Regions from separate parts of the Homo sapiens genome. Here region 2 is linked to region 1. A link is a loop called in an ENCODE intact Hi-C map of the cell type or tissue named here. Cell type or tissue: K562. All regions are shown on one strand. Each heading gives the region's core, and the rest is flanking DNA. Links, peaks and the distances in the headings are about the cores only. Region 1 has its middle 10 kb from the start of OR1K1. Region 2 has its middle 11 kb from the start of OR1J2.

Region 1 (9,000 bases), core at 1,943-6,942:
ATCTTTTTTTTTTTTTCCTCCCCCTCGGGACAGGGTCTTGCTCTGTTACCCAGGCTGGAGTGTAGTGGCGCAATCACAGCTCATTGTAATCTTGAACCGTTGGGCTCAAGGGATCCTCTTGCCTCCGTCTGCCGAGTAGCTGGGACTACAGGTGCATGCCACTGTGCCTGGCTAATTTTTTATTTTTTGTAGAGTGGAGTGTCTCACTTTGTTGCCCAAGCTGGTCTCAAACTCCTGGGCTCAAGCGATCCTCCTGCCTCAGCCTCCCAAAGTTCTGGGATTACAGGTGTGAGCCACGCATCTGGCTAGATGATTTCGTCAGATGCTTCAGACTCTCACATTGTATTAGTTAATTATTAATCTTTTATTTGGAAAACGTTGAAACCTATAGGAAACTGAAAAGAATATTACCATTAACATCTGTATATCTTTCACGTGGCTTCATCAAAAGTTGATATTTTGCTGCATTTGTTTATCTCTGTTTTCTGTGGAACTTTTTTTTTTTTTTTGAGACGGAGTCTCACCGTCACCCAGGCTGGAGTGCAGTGGCGCGATCTCGACTCACTGCAAGCTCCACCTTCTGGGTTCACGCCATTCTCCTGCCTCAGCCTCCCAAGTAGCTGGGACTACAGGCACCCACCACCACACCCGGCTAATTTTTTGTATTTTTAGTAGAGACAGGGTTTCACCGTGTTAGCCAGGATGGTCTTGATCTCCTGACCTCGTTATCCGCCCGCCTCAGCCTCCCAAAGTGCTGGGATTACAGGCGTGAGCCACTGCGCCTGGCGGAACTATTGAGATGTAAGTTTGCAGACATCTTGACTTTGCTCCTAAATACTTCACTGACTCTCCTAAGAAAAGGGTCTTGATCCTGTATAACCAAAATACCATTGTTACACTCAAGAGAATAAACAGTAATTCAACAATATCTAAAACACAGTTCATATCAATTTTCTCTATTTGTTCCCAAAATTTCTTTAATATTCTTTGAAAAAAATTCAGGACGCAATCAAGTTCACACATTTCATTTTTGTGACTTTAGTCTCTTAAGCTAGTATAGTCCCCTTGCCTTTGTTCTTGTTTCTCATATCAGTGATTTGTTTTTGAGGCAGGGTCTGGCTCTGTTGCCCAGGCTGAAGTGCAGTGGTGTGAGCTTGGCTCACTGTAATTTCCACCTCCTTGGCTCAAGCCATCCTCCCACCTCAGTCAACTGAGTAGCTGGGACTACAGGTGTGGAACACTGTGCCCAGCTAATTTTTGTATTTTTTGTAGAGACGGGGCCTCACTATGTTGCCCAGGCTGGTCTCAAACTCCTGAGCTCAAGCCATCCACCTGCCTCAGCCTCCTAAAGTACAGGGATTACAGGGTGAGCCACCATGCCTGGCTCATATCAGTCTTTTTTTTTTTTTTTTTCCTGTGGAGATGGAGTCTTGCTCTGTTGCCCATGCCCAGGCTGGCAGTGCAGTGGCATGATCTCGGCTCATTGTAACCTCTGCCTCCCAGGTTCAAGCGATTCCCCTGCCTCAGCCTTCTGAGTAGTTGGGATTACAGGTGTGCACCACCACATGTGGCTAATTTTTGTATTTTTTTTTTTTAGTAGAGGTGGGGTTTCATTATGTTGGCCAGGCTGGCTTCGAACTCCTGACCTCAAGTGATCTGCCGGCCTAGGCCTCCCACAGTGCTGGGGTTACAGGCGTGAGCCATCACACCCAGCCTTATCAGTGACTTTTAACCATTTATTCATTTAGGTGACTGGGGATGGGTCTAAGCCTGGGCATAAGGAAGGGCTAGACCGGCAGCTGGGTCCATCATGCCCAGCCACCTGGCAGCCTGGCCACCCTTCTGCTGAGGCTTTTTAAAGAATCCAGGCCAACTGTCATAAAAAATGCTCCAATTTCTGGCTTCTCAGATTGTTTCCTTATTTCTGGCAATAATACAATCACCAGAGGTGATGTTGTGTAGTTCTTACTACATAAGTCAGGGAGTATCTGATGTCAGCTTGATGATGCTAAGTTTAATCACTTGGTTAAGGTGGTGAATGACAAATCTTCATATAGTAAAATTATTTCCCCTTTGTTAGCAGAAAGAAATCTGTGTTGTGATACTTTGAGACTGTGTGAATATCCTCTTCTTACAATAACGTTTCACCTAATAGTCTTGGCATCCTTGCCTGAACCAAATTATTACATTGGGGGTATGCGTAAAGGTGATTTTCTTTATTTTAATTTCATTTCATTTTTAAGAGACAGCGTTTCACTTTGTTGCCCAGGCTGGAGTGCAGTGGCGCAATCACAGCTCACTGCAACCTCAAGCTCCTGGGCTCAAGCGATCCTCCTGCCTCAGCCTCCCAAAGTGCTGGGATTACAGGCGTAAGCCACTGTGTTTGACCTAGCGTTTGCTTTTTTTTTTTTTTCCAATACATCCTTTTTGGTTCCACCTTTTTGAGCATATAAAACATTTACCCAGTTTAAAAGCCAACAGAATATGAAGTTGTGTTCTCAGAGAAGCCTCACTCCCATTGATTCCCTCCACTCCAAGAATTTATTTTGGATTGTGAATGCTTGTGGTTAAATTTCTTGGTGTCTCTGAGCTGTGATCTCCCAAGTGAGGATAATCATAGCAACTATCTCACAGGGTGGCTGGAAGTGTTCAATGAGCTAAAGTTCTTAGCATGGTGAGGCACCTAGCAAACATTCCTTAGATCCATAGAGGTCATCAGTTTTTTGTTTTTTTTTTTTTAAACTATCCATCCTCTACAAAACCCTGATCCCACTTATTAAAAAAGGGCTTTAAGATCCCAATTCCGGCCGGGCGCGGTGGCTCATGCCTGTAATCTCAGCACCTTGGGAGGCCAAGGCGGGCGGATCACGAGGTCAGGAGATCGAGACCATCGTGGCTAACACGGTGAAACCCCGTCTCTACGAAAAATACGAAAACAAAAAATTAGCCGGGCGTAGTAGCGGGCGCCTGTAGTCTCAGCTACTTGGGAGGCTGAGGCAGGAGAGTGGCGTGAACCCGGGAGGCGGAGCTTGCAGTGAGCCGAGATCGCACCACTGCACTCCAGCCTGGGCGACAGAGCGAGACTCCGTCTCAAAAAACAAACAAACAACCCCCCCCCCAAAAAAAAACCAATTTCCCCTTGTCAACTCAAATAAATCCTATTTATCCTTGAAAATTCAGCTCAAACCTCACATCCTCTCTGGATCCTAAGTCTTTGCTGTCTCTTCAGAGAGAGGCAGTCATACTGTGACATGTCTTCCTACAGGTGATGGCAACACTGGTTAAGAAAATGGGGGCTCAAAACCTGGGTCCATCCAACACTAGCCTTGCCTCCATTTTCCCACCTGTACAAGGGGGATAACAGTAGTTGGGATAAGAGGTCAATGGGGCCGGGCACGGTGGCTCATGTCTGTAATCCCAGCACTTTGGGAGGCTGAGGCGGGCGGATCACCTGAGGTCAGGAGTTCCAGATCAGCTTGACCAAAATGGTGAAACCCCCTCTTTACTGAATACAAAAAATTAGCTGATCATGGTGGCGCACGCCTGTAATCCCAGCTACTTGGGGGGCTGAGGCAAGAGAATCGCTTGAACCTGGGAGGCAGAGGTTGCAGTGAGCTGAGATTGCACCACTGCACTCCAGCCTGGGCAACAGAGTGAGATTCCATCTCAGAAAAAAGGAGGTCAATGGGTTAATACTCAGAACGCACTTTGCACCTTGCTTAACACATAGAAATGTCTCAATAAATTATCTATTGTTGTCATCATGCTATTATTTTAATTCAACTTAAAGAAATATTTAAAGTTTTTCCGAAGTGTGAGATGGGAAATCCTGGTGACTTGAATAGCTCTGTCTCTCTTTTCTGTAGGGTAACTCTGTCTTCAGCGTGTGTGGTAGCCAAAGTTGAACTGGATTTGTTTACAGACCAGACTAGTATTTCCTTGGGGACAGGGACTGTGTCCTGTCATCTCTGATCTCTGATCTGAGCTGGCATCAGTTAATATATGCTCCTTCAGTGGGGAAAATCCCCAAGGCAACATGAGTAGGCTGGAATTCACCACAATAGGGCAGAAGATCATCTCTTATATCATGTTTCCATAAATGTTACATATTTTTAATTAGACGTCTACTACCTATGCTCACTGAGAACCAGGTAACAAACAAGATCAAGTTAAATCCTCAGCCTTGCCAAAGAGGTTGTTACCTCCTGGTTACTTTGCAGAAATGCGGGTTATAATGCAAAATGGCCACGCGGTGGCAGCAGAGGAGAAGGAATGAATTGTTTTGCTCCCATTATGGACGCTGTGCTACAGACTGCAGAGTAGGGGCCTGAGGGAGATACGTAGCACCATGTAAGAATAATGTTAGAGAATTTGTTTTTAGGAATGAGAACGGGAAAATGTTAAATACACACACTTTAAATAATGAGTAACAAAGCAAACAAAATGGTATTTGATGAAGACAACATATATACACTTGACTTTCAGATCATGGTCAACTAAGGGGGAGAAAAAAACAGACAGAAGAGAACAGGAAGGCAGGCGGCACCCACCAGCCCCAAGATGCTGCAAGGTGGGTGACTCGAGGAGACATAGCTTCTTAGTTAAGAGTACAATCTTTGTTTCAAATCCCAATCCCACCATTTGTTTCCAGTGACTTACTACCTGTGTCCCCTAGACCTGTCATAGTGAGAGTAAGGAAGCACTTTGTTTTTCAGTCTGTTGTTTTGTTTTGTTTTGTTTTTTGAAACAGGGTCTTGCTCTGTTGCCAAGACTGGAATGCAGTGGTGCAGCCATAGATCACTGCAGCCTCAAATTCCTGGTATTGTGGGATCTGGCCAGCAGCCTGCAGTGCAACGGGGCTCTCTCTTTGTTCCCAGGTGGATCGGCAGGTTGAGAAATGATAGACACACACAAGATAGTGAAAGCTGAGTCCAGGGGGGGTCACCGCCTTCTGGTCCCGTGGTGCCAACAATGCACTGGATATACCAGCATTTATTATTAAGTTTAGTGACAGCGGGGGTGGGTTAGTGAGGGATTTAGGGTCATTTGATTATGAGGTGAGATGGTCACATGGGGATGAAGTAATAACATTTGTATGTAGAAGTACAGTACATTTGTACGTAGAAGTACGGTATACAGAGATAAGAATTTACAATATAGTGCATGCATCAGTAATTTCTAACAGAGCCTTAAAACAGAAACACAATCTTTCCGTAACCTATGATTAGCAAGCTATTAATCAGTAGTAACAATTGCAACAAAAGCTGGTTACAAACAATCCATAGAAACAGGACGTGAAGCTAGAGAACCGGTTAGACCAGAAATTCTCAGAAGGGAGTATGCCCTAACCCTAAAGAGGCCTGGAAGAGCTGTGGCAAGATGAGGGCATTTATAGCCCTATCTTATCCATATGGACAGGCGCCCCCCCATGCATCCGTTTATAGGCTTTCCACAAGGGTTCCATTCCATTCCCAGAGCTATGAACATCTACTTTTCTGGGATAGGAATCTTGGTGATGTGAAACCTCCCTGACTGCACGTCCATTCATAGGTTCTCTGCAGGGGGAAGCACATCACGCGCTGTTGGCTCGTTCTGGCAGTCCAACCTGGCATTGTCTTTACACAATCCAGCATGCAATTTTGTATTTACAATAATCAGGAGCATTTCATCTTTTATTCTGTAGCAATAGTTTCAGGGGGTCTCCCTACATCCTGGGCTAAAGCAATCCTTCCACCTGGGACTCCCAAAGTACTGAGATTACAGGTGAGAGCCACCATGCCTGGCTTCTAAGCAGTTTATATTTATTTCTTAGATAATTCTCACCACTTCAGAGCTATATTATTTTCCTCATTTTTTAGTTAAATGATTTGCCCAAGGTCAACCAGTTAGTACATAGTAAAGTTAGAACTTAAACCTAGGAACTCAGAGCTCAGAACTCAGAATTTTACCACTGTCTGGGAAGCCTTACCCATGAACAGGCAATAATAATGTTTATCAAAAGAGGCTCTTGGAAACAGTTGAAGGGTGCCTGCCCCATAGTTGGTGTTATGGACTGAACCGTCCCCAACCTAGCCCAAATTCCCAAACCCCCAAAGTGACTGTATTTGGAGATAGGGCCACTGAAGGAGGTAACTAAGGTTAAATGAGTCATAAGGGTGGGGACCAAATCCAGTAAGACCACTGTCTTTAAAAGAAGAGACACCAGAGCTCCCTTGCTCTCTGCATGTGCACAGAGCAGATACATGCTAGGATGCAGCTAGAAGGCAGCTGTCTACAAGTTAGGAAGAGATCCCTCACCAGAAACCAACCCTTATGGCACCATGGTGTTGGTGGACCTCCAGCCTCAAGAACTGTGACAAGATATATTTCTATCATTACTCAGTTTGTGGTATTTTTTTAGGGCAGCTGAGCAGACTACTGTAGTTGGTGGTCAGGAAATGCAGCTCTTACTCTGTGGCTTTGTCTTTGATGTAGCTCTCCCTCTACTCCCAAGGCCTCAGTTCCTTGTCATCATCTTGGTACGCCAAAGAGTTCTCTACCTGCCTGGAAGCACCTCCAGCCCATCCAGCCTTTCCTTATCCCATTTCCTTTTTAAAAAACAATTTTGGCTGGGTGCGGCGGCTCATGCCTGTAATCCCAGCATTTTGGGAGGCCAAGGCCGGTGGATCACCTGAGGTCAGGAGTTTGAGATCAGACTGACCAACATGGTGAAACTCTGTCTCTACTAAAAATACAAACAATTTAGCTGGGCGTGGTGGTGGGCACCTGTAATCCCAGCTACTTGAGAGGCTGAGGCAGGAGAATCACTTGAACCCGGGAGGCGGAAGTTGCAGTGAGCCGAGGTTGCGCCATTGCACTCCAGCCTGGGCAACAAGAGTGAAACTCCATCTCAAAAAAAAAAAAAAAAATGCATTTCCCATGAGCATGTCACATGATTCTCATGCATGATGAGTGGTCTGGAATCAGAACAGGGGAGGGGAGGGCTTTTGCTATCTCTCATTTCTGCCCAGAGCCAGATCTGTGCTCAAATATTAGTTCCACTGATTTTTATCTTGGAGCCTTGGGCAAGTTGCCTCATTGAGTCACAATTTTCTCATCTGTAAAATGGAGACAATAATGTGTGCCACAATGGATTGTTATGAGTATTAAATTGTTATGAGTACAAGGAATGTAAAGCCACTGGCACCACATCTGGCCTGTGCTGAGTTAACTTCCTACCATGTCATTATGGTTTCCAAGGTCTGTGGTGATGTGATTTCGTGATGTGTGTGGGATGGTCTTGGTCATGGTTTCTCCACAACCTGCCAGTTGTTCTGTGGTCCTTGGAGAGAAAATGAAGTAGGTGGTGGTGTCTGTGTGGGTGAAGTTGAGCTCTTTGCCAAACAAATGGTGATTTGATTTGTTTTACTCATGTCATCCTTCCAGTAACCAATGCCTTTCCAGTTTCATTTTTCCTTCTCACCAGAGACTAGCTGAAAATGTTCCAGTCTAAATTGAATCTGTGTGTGGGTTCAATGACAGCCTCCAAAGAAGGCAACCAGGAGAGGAAACAGTGTCTATAGTGAGGACATGGATGTGATCCTGAGATTGAAAAAGGGGAGCTGGGGCCCTTATTCCAGGAGTTCCTAGGCCAGTGGAAAAACCTGACTTTTACCCTCAAAGAATCCCTGGTAGATTGGTCTAGTCTTGCGGGCGGAGACATACTTACATATAAATCCCCAAAAGCAAACAGAGAAAGCAAGTATATGTTGATGGATCAATCAGCCCTCAGGACACTGAAGGGGCTAGCCAGACTGCATCGGTGAAAAAGGCAAATATCAGAAATAGTTATGGGAGCTGCGTCAGTTTGCTATGACGGTGTAACAAACCATCTCAATACTCAGTGGTTTAAAACATGAGTCATTCATTATCACTCATGTGTCAATGGGACAGCTGGGGCTTGGCTGATCTTGGCTGGTCTTTGCTCGTACATCTGCAGGTCAGCTGAGGGTTCTGCTTAGATCACCTTGGCTACAGCAGCCCTGCCCCAGGTGTCTCTCTTCCCTGTCTTGGGACCAGGGGACTAGGTGGACATGTCCTTCTCATGGCAATGAGAGAAACACAAGCGAACAAGCCCAATATCACAGATAGTTTTTTTTTTTTTTGAGTTGGAGTCTCACTCTGTTGCCCAGGCTGGAGTGCAGTGGTGCAATCTCAGCTCACTGCACCTTCCGACTCCTGGGCTCAAGTGATTCTCCTGCCTCAGCCTCCCGAGTAGCTGGGGTTACAGGTGCCCACCACCATGCCTGGCTAATTTTTGTATTTTTAGTAGAGACAGGGTTTCACCATGTTGACCAGGATGGTCTCGAACTCCTGACCTCAGGTCATCTGCCTGCCTTGGCTTCCTAAAGTGCTGGGATTACAGGCAAGAGCCACCTCGCCCAGCCAGTATCACAAATACCTTTCAAGTTTTGCTAAAATCATGCTTCCTAATATCTTACTGGCCAAAGCAAGTTGCGTGGCTGAGACCCCAGTCGTGGTTGGAGGGCAAAGTTACATGGCTCAAAGGTATGGCATCAGGGATGGCTGAGGAACCAGCACAATTGATGTAACCTACCACACTCTGTGAGTTTTCCTTAACTCTCCTCTCCCTTCCAACCCAAGTCATGCTTCCTCTATAGCAGTGGTCCCCAACCTTTTTGGCACTAGGGAAGACAATTTTTCCATGGACAGAGGTGGGGAATGGTTTTGGGCTGAAACTGTTCCCCTCAGATCATCAGGCATTAGATTCTCATAAGGAGCAGGCAACCTAGATCCCTCGCCTGTGCAGTTCACAGTAGGGTTTGCACTCCTATGAGAATCTAATGCTGCCGCTGAGCTGACAGGAGCTCAGGTGGTAGTGCTCACTTGCCCGCCGCTTACCTCCTGCTGTGTGGTCTGGCTACTAACAGGCCATGGACTGGTACCTGTCTGTGGCCTGTGGCTTGGAGACCCCTGCTCCACAGCATGTTGTATCTCTCT
Region 2 (9,000 bases), core at 2,649-7,648, 310 kb after region 1:
GGGCCCCCAGATCATCTAACTACGTTGTATTGAAGTCTGTCCCTCAGCCCTTACCTATGGCCTCATGAGGATTTCCATACAACTAATTGAAAAAGAGACAAAAAGTCCTGGGCTTGGTTCATAGACGGATTGGCCATATATGTTTGTGGGAGCTAAAAATTGACTTCTGTTCCAGTTCAGACCTGATCAGGGTGGCTCTAAACAACTGTGATCAAGGGAAATACTCCCTGCTCAAAAAGTTATTGTGCAGTATACCTGGTCATATCTTGTGTAAATGGCCTGCGGTAAAGATATGCATGGATTCTTTGGTGTTGGTGAATGACTTAGTTGTTTGTCAGGGGCCTGGAGGGAGTAAGAGTGGAAGTTCAGAGATAGAGTATTTTTGAAAAATAAAGTGGATGAACCTATGAGACTGGACACAAAGTACATGGGTTTTTATATCTTATGTCAATGCCTACCAGAGAGCATCCACTTCAGAGAAGACACTGAACAAAAAGATTAATAATATTATTTATCCAGTGGTGGTTAACCACATTCTGTCCTTCACCAATGTGGTGTACAATGGATCCATCAGTAAAGTTCCTGTGGCCGTGGAGGTAGAGGCTATGCATGAGTCCAACAGCATGGACTTCCTCTCACCATGGATGAACTAGCTGCTGCCACTGCTGAATGTTTAACCTAATAGCAGCTCAGACAAATGCTGAGCCCTCAATATGTTGTTATTCTTCTGGGGGACCAAATGGTTACTGGGACAAGTTAATTACATTCAACACCTTTCAGACCTGAGTGCAATGATTCATGTTCACTGGGATTTTCAGATACTCTTGTTTTGGATTTTCCTTTCCCTCCGCCATGCCTTAGCCACTACCACTATTCAAGATCTCATTTATCATCATATCCCACATGACATCATCTCACATTGTGAAGGAGGTGGTACAATGCATATACAGCTATAAAGCTCTTTGCTCCTATCATATACCACATCACTTAAATTGGTTTGACAGAATATTGGAATGTCCTCTTAAAACATCAACTAAGGCAACCACCTGTAGATGATCTCCTGGAGGGTTGGAATACTATTCTTCAAGATGCAATATGTTCTTTGAACCAATGACCATTATAAGGTATTAGGTCCTCCATAAGAAGAATGCATTTAGACTAGGAACTGAAAAGTGGAAGGAGTGGCCCCTCTTACCATACTTCCTGATCACTGTCTTGGAGGCATTTATGTTTCTGGTATCTTGAACTTTTTGCTCTGCTGAACTGGAATTCCAGATCCTGGATACTCCTACCAGGAAACACAGTAAAGATTCCACTAAGCCTAAAGATATGGTTACTCCTTAATCATTTGAATTCCTTCTGTTAGTAGACCTGCAGAAAAAAAAAAAAAGTACTATGTTGGCAGGTTACTTGACCCTACTTAACAACTTATCATGAGAAGGTTCTGCTACATAATGAAGGCAGAGAAACGTCTGGAATTCTAGGGATTCACTGGAACACTTTTTGGTGTTTTCATGCCCATTGGCTGCTCTTGCAGCAACCATGATCTTCCAAGGCCTCAGCATCCTCAGAGATGAAGGTCTGCGTGATTCCTCCAGACAAGCATCCTGGAACAAGGTACGTGTTCTAATGAACAAAGTAAGGGGAATCAAGGATGGATGGTGGAGAAGTGAGATGGTGAATTTAAGTTGCAGCCTTGAGACCAACTGAAGCAGTATAAATTGCATTACACCCATCTAATTCTCTGGTGATTTTTTTTTAAAGAAAATTAGGTTGGCCACCATCTGCAAGAATCTGTAATAAGACATGAATGGATCTGAACAATGAAGGACGTGAATGTCACAGACTCTGAGAACTCCCCACTCATAACTATTTACCTTACTGCTTCAGTGCATTCTGTCCAGAGCTTCAACTATCAGAATTTTTATTTCCTTTCTTAAGGGTTTTCTCTGGCCACTGGAGCCCAGTTTGTTTACACAGATAGCAAGCTAGAAGTGCTGGAGAATTTGTTCTGTCTATCCACCACTACCATATCCATCAGTCCTCGGTTACAAACAGACAGGAGTTCATACATGAATCCCCCAGCTCACTCACCTGCAGGGTGGAAAAATCTGAGGTGTGTTGGAGTCTAGTGTTTTCTCAGTGGGATCAGCTTCAGTTACCAGGTGATAATTTTGTTGACCTCCTTTACTCCTCACTTTTCCCTGTCTTATTTTCCCACTCTCCTATTGCTGTTTCCTTTGATTCTCAAATAAACGACTTGCCCTTAATTCTTGGTTTAGAGTTGACTTCTGGAGCAATACAAACTAAACTTCTGTAACTTAATAATAATTTTTTATTATTGGCTATTTGTCAGGAAACAATGTTCTTTCATTCTCTGTAACTCAGTAAACATTTTTAAGTGGATCTCTATGTGCCCAACACTAAAGTCTAAAAATTCAGGAGTGAATGAAAAAAAAAATCTTACTTTCTTTTCTCTCGGCACGTATTAAGAAGGGCTAAGGCCTCATATAGCAGTAAGATATAAACTGTTTTATAGTAGGAATAAGCATGTGCTTGTTGGCTGAAGGTTATTTTGAGGAGAGGAACTGTTCCCTGAGGCTTCGGAAACTTGTCCATTGAAGGTTTTGTGCCTTGATTCTCAGGGTCCTATGTGAGGATGCTTAATGCCTGTGGTGGGTGGTGATTGGGAGAAGAGCAATCAGCACAAAGACCAAGAAGACACAGCAGTAGTGTCTACAGGGGCAGCTGCCTTCTTCTTCTTGAATTTTGTCAACCCTTGGACAAACTTTCTTCCTGGACCATAGTCTTTCCTATGAAATTCAACAACGGTTCACAAAACTGTCCAATGTCTTTATTACTTATAAAAGAAAAACATGATTATATAAATGTGATGGCAGACAAATATTTTTAAAATACACAAATGCCTCTAATCCCAACAGCAAAATATAGCTTTTATTAACATTTTGGAGCATGTGCAGGTTTTTAAAAAATAATAATCTGCCTTTCGCAAATAACTGTAAACCTGCCTATATATCATTTTTATTGTGTTCTTTCAAAAATTATGTTTTTCATAAACCTCATTTTAATGACTATGTAATATTACTTCCAATGAATATGTATAATAGTTCCCTTAACCTTTCCCTTATTCACGGAAACTAGTTTGTAACTAATTCTTATCTCTTAAAATTATGCTGTAATTAGACATCTTTCTGCATAAAGTTTTTTTCAGTATTGAGCAAAACTGTAGAAACTTTCAAAAGTCAAAGCCTATACCATCAACGATCAAACTTCAGTGACTCCTATTTTGTTACAGATGGTGGCACCTAGATCACAGTTGACTTCTCCCCTACAAATTAGCTATCAACTTGAGTGCCTTCAACATTTGCTTAAGTGAACCATTCACCGTCATAACAGCTTTAGTCTTTGACCTCATCTTCAATGACCTTGACCTCCCTTGCAGTTTAGTCATCTTTTCTCATGGCCATATCATGAAATCGGAAATTCCTTTACCTAAAAAATGTTAAATCTAGTGCCATAGCCACTTGGAAATAGCAAGATAGTACATAGAGATCAACTCTGTGCACTTTAATTCAAGAAGGAAAATGAGAATCCACCAGAATCATGAAGCACACCCCAGATCCCAGAGAGGGGAATGCTGGCAAATGGACCCTGTGACTGCATCCAGCTGCTAAAAGTGAGTAAAGCTCCAGTACGTGAGAGAGGCAGAGAGCCTCCCTCTGTGACTCCCCTATCCACTGGAGATCTGAGCAACCCAGGCTGAGAGAGACAATTTTGCTTCTCTCAAGCCCTGGAGTTAACTTGGGGAGAAGCTTGGAGACACTGTGAGGAAAACACACCAAAAAAACTGCAGACATTTTCCCAGACCCAGGACTGACAGCAGGATGCCATTTTTAATCCAAGTGCATACAAAGTCAGCTATTCTTTGACAGTGTGGCTGTGCAAGCATTTTAGTCTAAGGCCAGAAATTGGAGCACCTGCTCTAGAACACAGTAACGACCTCTACAGCCAGAACTATGGAAAGTGTTTCAGCAGTAGGTGCTATAATTGTGCTCCTGTTGCAAGCCTGCAGTGGGAGGAGAGCTGCTACAGCTGTGGCTTCTCCTGGGCAGCAACACTTGCAGCCAAGGCCAGCTTGGTGCCCTGAAACTGATCTATGTGTGCCATTGATGGGTGCCCCACCCTGCTCCCCTGAGATCGTGGTGCAGCAGGGCCCTCTCTGCTCCACTTCCAGGCAGAAAACAAAGCATTTGGGGTCCCTGTTTGTCCAGACTAGCAGCATGAGCTGCCCAACCCTTCCTGGACATAGATCTTGGTGCAGCGAGGCTCTTCCCTTCTCCACAGCCAGGCAGATCTTCAGGCATTCAGAGCACCTGTTCACCTGGATCAGCAGCCTGACCCACCCTATTCTTCCTGTGCAGAGATCCTGGTGCAGGGAGACCCCACTGCTACATGCCCAGGCAGATCTCCAGGCAGTCAGAACACCTTCTTGCTTCATCCAGCAACCTGAGTTGCCTCCACCCCTCCTGTGCAGAGATCTTGGTGCACAGGGGCTCTCTCTGATCCATGCCCAGGCAGATCTCCAGGCATTCAAAGCACCTGTTTGCCTGGTTCAGCGGCCTGAGATGCCACATCCCTCCTGTGCAGAGATATTGGTTTAGGGGGTTCCCCTCTGCTTCATGCCAGGCAAATCTCCAGGGATCTGAGCCCTTACTCTCCTGGATTAAAAGCTTAGGCAGCCCCCTGTCCCCATGCAGAGAACCTGGAACTAAGGAGGTTTCCCTGCTCCACACCTAGACACACCTCTGGGATCCTGGTGGCCACCCACTGGATTCTCCATTGGCATTGGTTCTTACGCCTGCCATCAAGGGACCCGCAGGTAAACCTGCCCAGTCCAGCCCTGTCCTTCATGGCTCAACCCACAGGCCTGGGCAGGGAGCTCAGACTACTGTGCATTCCTCAAATCAGATCATTGCCTGAGGCAAGAGGGAGCTTCTGCCAGTAAACAAGGATTAAGTACAGACCCAACCTTGTTGGCTGCAGCCAGCTGTTACCTATAGTGCCATCTATAGGCTTGTGGGATGAACTGCACAGCCCAATATAAAATCTGCCAAAAGAAGCACATGGAGCTACAGAAGCAATGCCAAAATACCCTACCCCCCAGTATTCTCTACAGTTACACCTCATGGGGAGAGGAGAAAAGGGAAATAATAAATAATAACATTAACGGGAAAGAAAGAAAAGGAAAAAATCCTATCTGCACAAAAATAATCACAAAAATTAGAAGTGCCAGCATCTCCAGATGAAAAGGAACCAGTGCAAGAATTCTGGCACCATGAAAAATCTGAATGTAGTGACACCACCAAAGGATTGCACTAGATCTCCAGCAGAGGTCCCTAGCCAAAATGGAATCTCAGAAATGACAGATAAAATATTCAAAGATGGATTTCAAAAAAGTTTAATGAGATTCAAGGCAAGGTTGAAAATCAACACAAAAAATCTTCTAAAGCTATCCAGGAAATGAAAGAAGAGATAAACCCCTTAGAAAGAAATCAGTCGGAGTTTCTGGAGTTGAAAAACTCACTTAAAGAATTTCAAAACATAAGTGAAAGCTTCATCAATAGACTGGACCAAGCAGAATAAAGATTTTAGAGCTTGAAGATCAGGTTTTTGAATCAACCTAGTCTAATAAAAATGAAGAAAAAATAATTTTTAAAAATTTGTTTTAATGAGCAAAGTCCTTGGGATTACATAAAGTGACCAAACCTATGGATTATTGGCATCCTTGAGGAAGAAGGAAAAAAACAAACAAACAACCTGGAAAATATATTTGAGGGAATAATTCAAGAAAACTTTTCTAATATTGCTAGAGAGGTATACATCAACCACAGAATATACATTCTTCTCATTTGCACATAGAACCTACTCCAAGATTGACCACACGCTTGGCTGTAAAGCACATCTCAATAATAAAAAAAAAAAAACCCAAATCATGCCAATCATATGCTCAAACCATCATGGAATAAAAATAGAAATTAATACCAAGAAGATTTCTCAAAGCCACACAATTACATGAGAGTTAAATTACTTGCTCCTGAATAACTTTTTGGTAAACAATGAAGTCAAGGCAGAAATAAAAAAATTCTTTGAAATAAATGAAAATAGAGACACAACATACCAAAATCTCTGGAAAGCCACAAACACTGCAGCAAAAGCAGTATTAACAGGAAAGTTTATAGCGCTAAATGCCTACCTCAAAAAGTTAGAAAGACCTCAAATTAATGACCTAACATCACACTTAGAGGAACTAGAAAAACAAGAACAAACTAACCCTAAAGATGGCAGAAGAAAACAAATAAGCAAAATCAGAGCAAAACTGAATGAAACTGAGACCCAAAAATGCATACAAATAATAAATGAAACCAAAAGTTGGTTCTTTGAAAGAATAAAAAATACCAATAGACCACTAGCTAGATTAACAAAAAAAAGAGAAGATCCAAATAAGCACAATAAAAAATGACAAAGGTGACATTACAACTAATCCCACATAAATACAAAAGATCCTCAGGGACTATTACGAATACCTCTACACACACAAACTAGAAAATCTAGAGGAAATAGATAAATTCCTGAAACTATGCAATCTCCCAAGATTGAATCAGGAAGAAATTGAAACACTGAATAGGCCAATATCGGGAGGAAGATGGTAGATAGGAGGCAGGACTAACTTGCAGCTCCCACTCTGATGGACAGAGAAGCACGTGGGGACTCACATCCTGAAATTTTGTTCCAAGAACTATCTACAAGAACATACCAGGAAAGTCAAGAGAATCCACAGACCCTTTGAAGGAACTGGATCACTGCTGCAGGCTCCCTGAGATGCCAAAAAACTGTGAGTCTGCTTGCTTTCTCAACAGGAAGGCTTGTGGTCTGGGAAAGTTCTTAGCCCTGGTCACCTGCTGCTTGGAAATAGACTCAGTGCTGTCGGGATGTACAGGGGGGAAGGAGACATGGTGTGAGTAAGACTGGCCTTTAGGATGCATGCTGCGTGGGAGCAGGGTGAGTCTTTCTCACCTGCCGGCTTTCCCCCACTTCTCTGGTGACCTGTGTGAAAGGAAAATAAATCCTGTGGCCCCAAAATCACTAAGCTAAAGGGAATAGTCAAGCTGGAAACTACTTAAGGCAAACCTGCCTATCATTTTATTCAAAGTCACCCCTCTGCTCACTGAGATAAATGCATGCCTGATTGCCTCCTTTGGAGAGGCTAATAAGAAACTCAAAAAATGCAACCATTTGTCTCTTATCTACTATGACCTGGAAGCCCCCTCCCTGCTTTGAGTTGTCCCACCTTTCCAGACCAAACCAATGTTCATCTTACATATGTTACTTGATGTCTCATGTCTCCCTAAAATGTATAAAACCAAACTGTGCTCTGACCACCTTGGGCACGTGTCATCAGAACTACCTGAGGCTGTGTCTCAGGCACATGTCCTCAACCTTAGCAAAATAAATGTTCTAAATTAACTGAGACCGTCTCAGATATTTGGGATTCATACCTGTATGACATAGCAGAAGCAGCCATAATCCCCCTGGGAATATAACTCCATTGGCCTAGGAACCACCTGCGACTCCCACAGAAGCCGCGGCAAGCCTCACCCAAGGACAGTCTAAGCTCAGACACTTCCATCCTGCCCCCACCTGGTGGTCTTTCTCAACCCACCCTGTAGCTGAAGACAAAGGTCATAATCTCTTGGTAGCTCTATGGCCCTGCCCACCTGAGAAACCTGAATGCTTAACTAGGTGTCCCTAGGGCAAGTTTGCATCCTCCCCATAGGACTGCAGCTGATGTGCTCTTGAAAGCACCACCTACTTGCTGGAGTTCAACCAACACAAAACCAACACACTAAATAAAAACACAACCAAGGACCCTCACACAGTCAACTTCATTCCCTGCTACTACCTCCACCAGAGCAGGTGCTGGTACCCACGTTGCAAGACTTGAAGACAGATCAAATCACAGTACTCTTTGTAGATACTCCCCAGTACCATCCCAGGGCCTGGTAGCTCCACTGCATGGCTAAACCTAGAAGAGGAAAAACAATCACTACAGTTTGGCTTCAGGAAGCCCCATTCCTAGGGGAAGGGGGAGAGCACCACATCAAGGGAGCACCCGGTAGGACAAAGGAATCTGAACAGCAGCCCTTGAATCCCAGATCTTCCTTCTGACATAGTCTACCCAAACAAGAAGGAACCAGAAAAAAATGCTGGTAATACAACAAAACAAGGTTCTTTAACACCCCCAAAAGATCATACCAGCTCACCAGCAATGGATCCAAACCAAGATGAAATCTCTGAATTGCCAGAAAAAGAATTCAGGAGTTCGATTATTAAGCTAATCAAGGAGGCATCAGAGAAAGGTGAAGTGCAACTTAAAGAAATCAAAAACATGATACAGGATACGAAAGGAAAATTCTTCAGTGAAATAGATGGCATACATTTTAAAAAAAAACTTCTGGAAATCAAGGACACACATAGAGAAATGCAAAATACACTGGAAAGTCTCAACAATAGAATCAAACAAGCAGAAGAAAGAACTTCAGGGCTCAAAGACAAGGCTTTTGAATTAACTCAATCTGTCTAAGACAAGGAAAAAATAATTTTTAAAAAATGAACAAAGCCTCTAAGAAGTCTGGGACTATGTTAAATGTCCAAACCTAAGAATAATTGGTGTTCCCAAGGAAGAAGAGAAATCTAAAATTTTGGGAAACATATTTGAAGGAATAATCAAGGAAAACTTCCCCAGCCTTGGTAGAGATCTAGACATCCAAATATAAGAAGTTCAAAGAATACCTGGGAAACTGATTGTAAAAAGATCATCACCTAGGCACATAGTCTTCAGGTTATATAAAGCCAACATGAAGAAAAAAATCTTAAGAGCTGTGAGGCAACAGCATCAGGTAACCTATAAATGAAAACCTA

The links. A loop is a pair of places that touch in the nucleus more often than their neighbours do. Peaks named below come from ENCODE experiments on the same cell type or tissue, not always from the same donor. Only the 100,000 strongest peaks of a DNase experiment are listed, where the experiment ranks them.
Region 2: it touches region 1 in a loop (10-fold over the local background); 11 of 110 quality-filtered maps call a loop at or near these places.

What each region holds. Positions count from the first base shown.
Region 1 is chr9:122,805,766-122,814,765 of GRCh38, reverse strand. No RefSeq gene overlaps it. Among named protein-coding and RNA genes, the nearest start is that of OR1K1, 10 kb to the right of the region's middle. RefSeq lists a silencer at 4,186-4,355. In K562, for the core only: a CTCF peak has its summit at 4,249 (motif pointing right); a DNase peak (open chromatin) is centred at 4,285.
Region 2 is chr9:122,495,066-122,504,065 of GRCh38, reverse strand. It overlaps a transcript of OR1J2 not described here. Among named protein-coding and RNA genes, the nearest start is that of OR1J2, 11 kb to the left of the region's middle. In K562, for the core only: a CTCF peak has its summit at 5,089 (motif pointing left); a DNase peak (open chromatin) is centred at 5,075; H3K27me3 peaks cover 413 bases.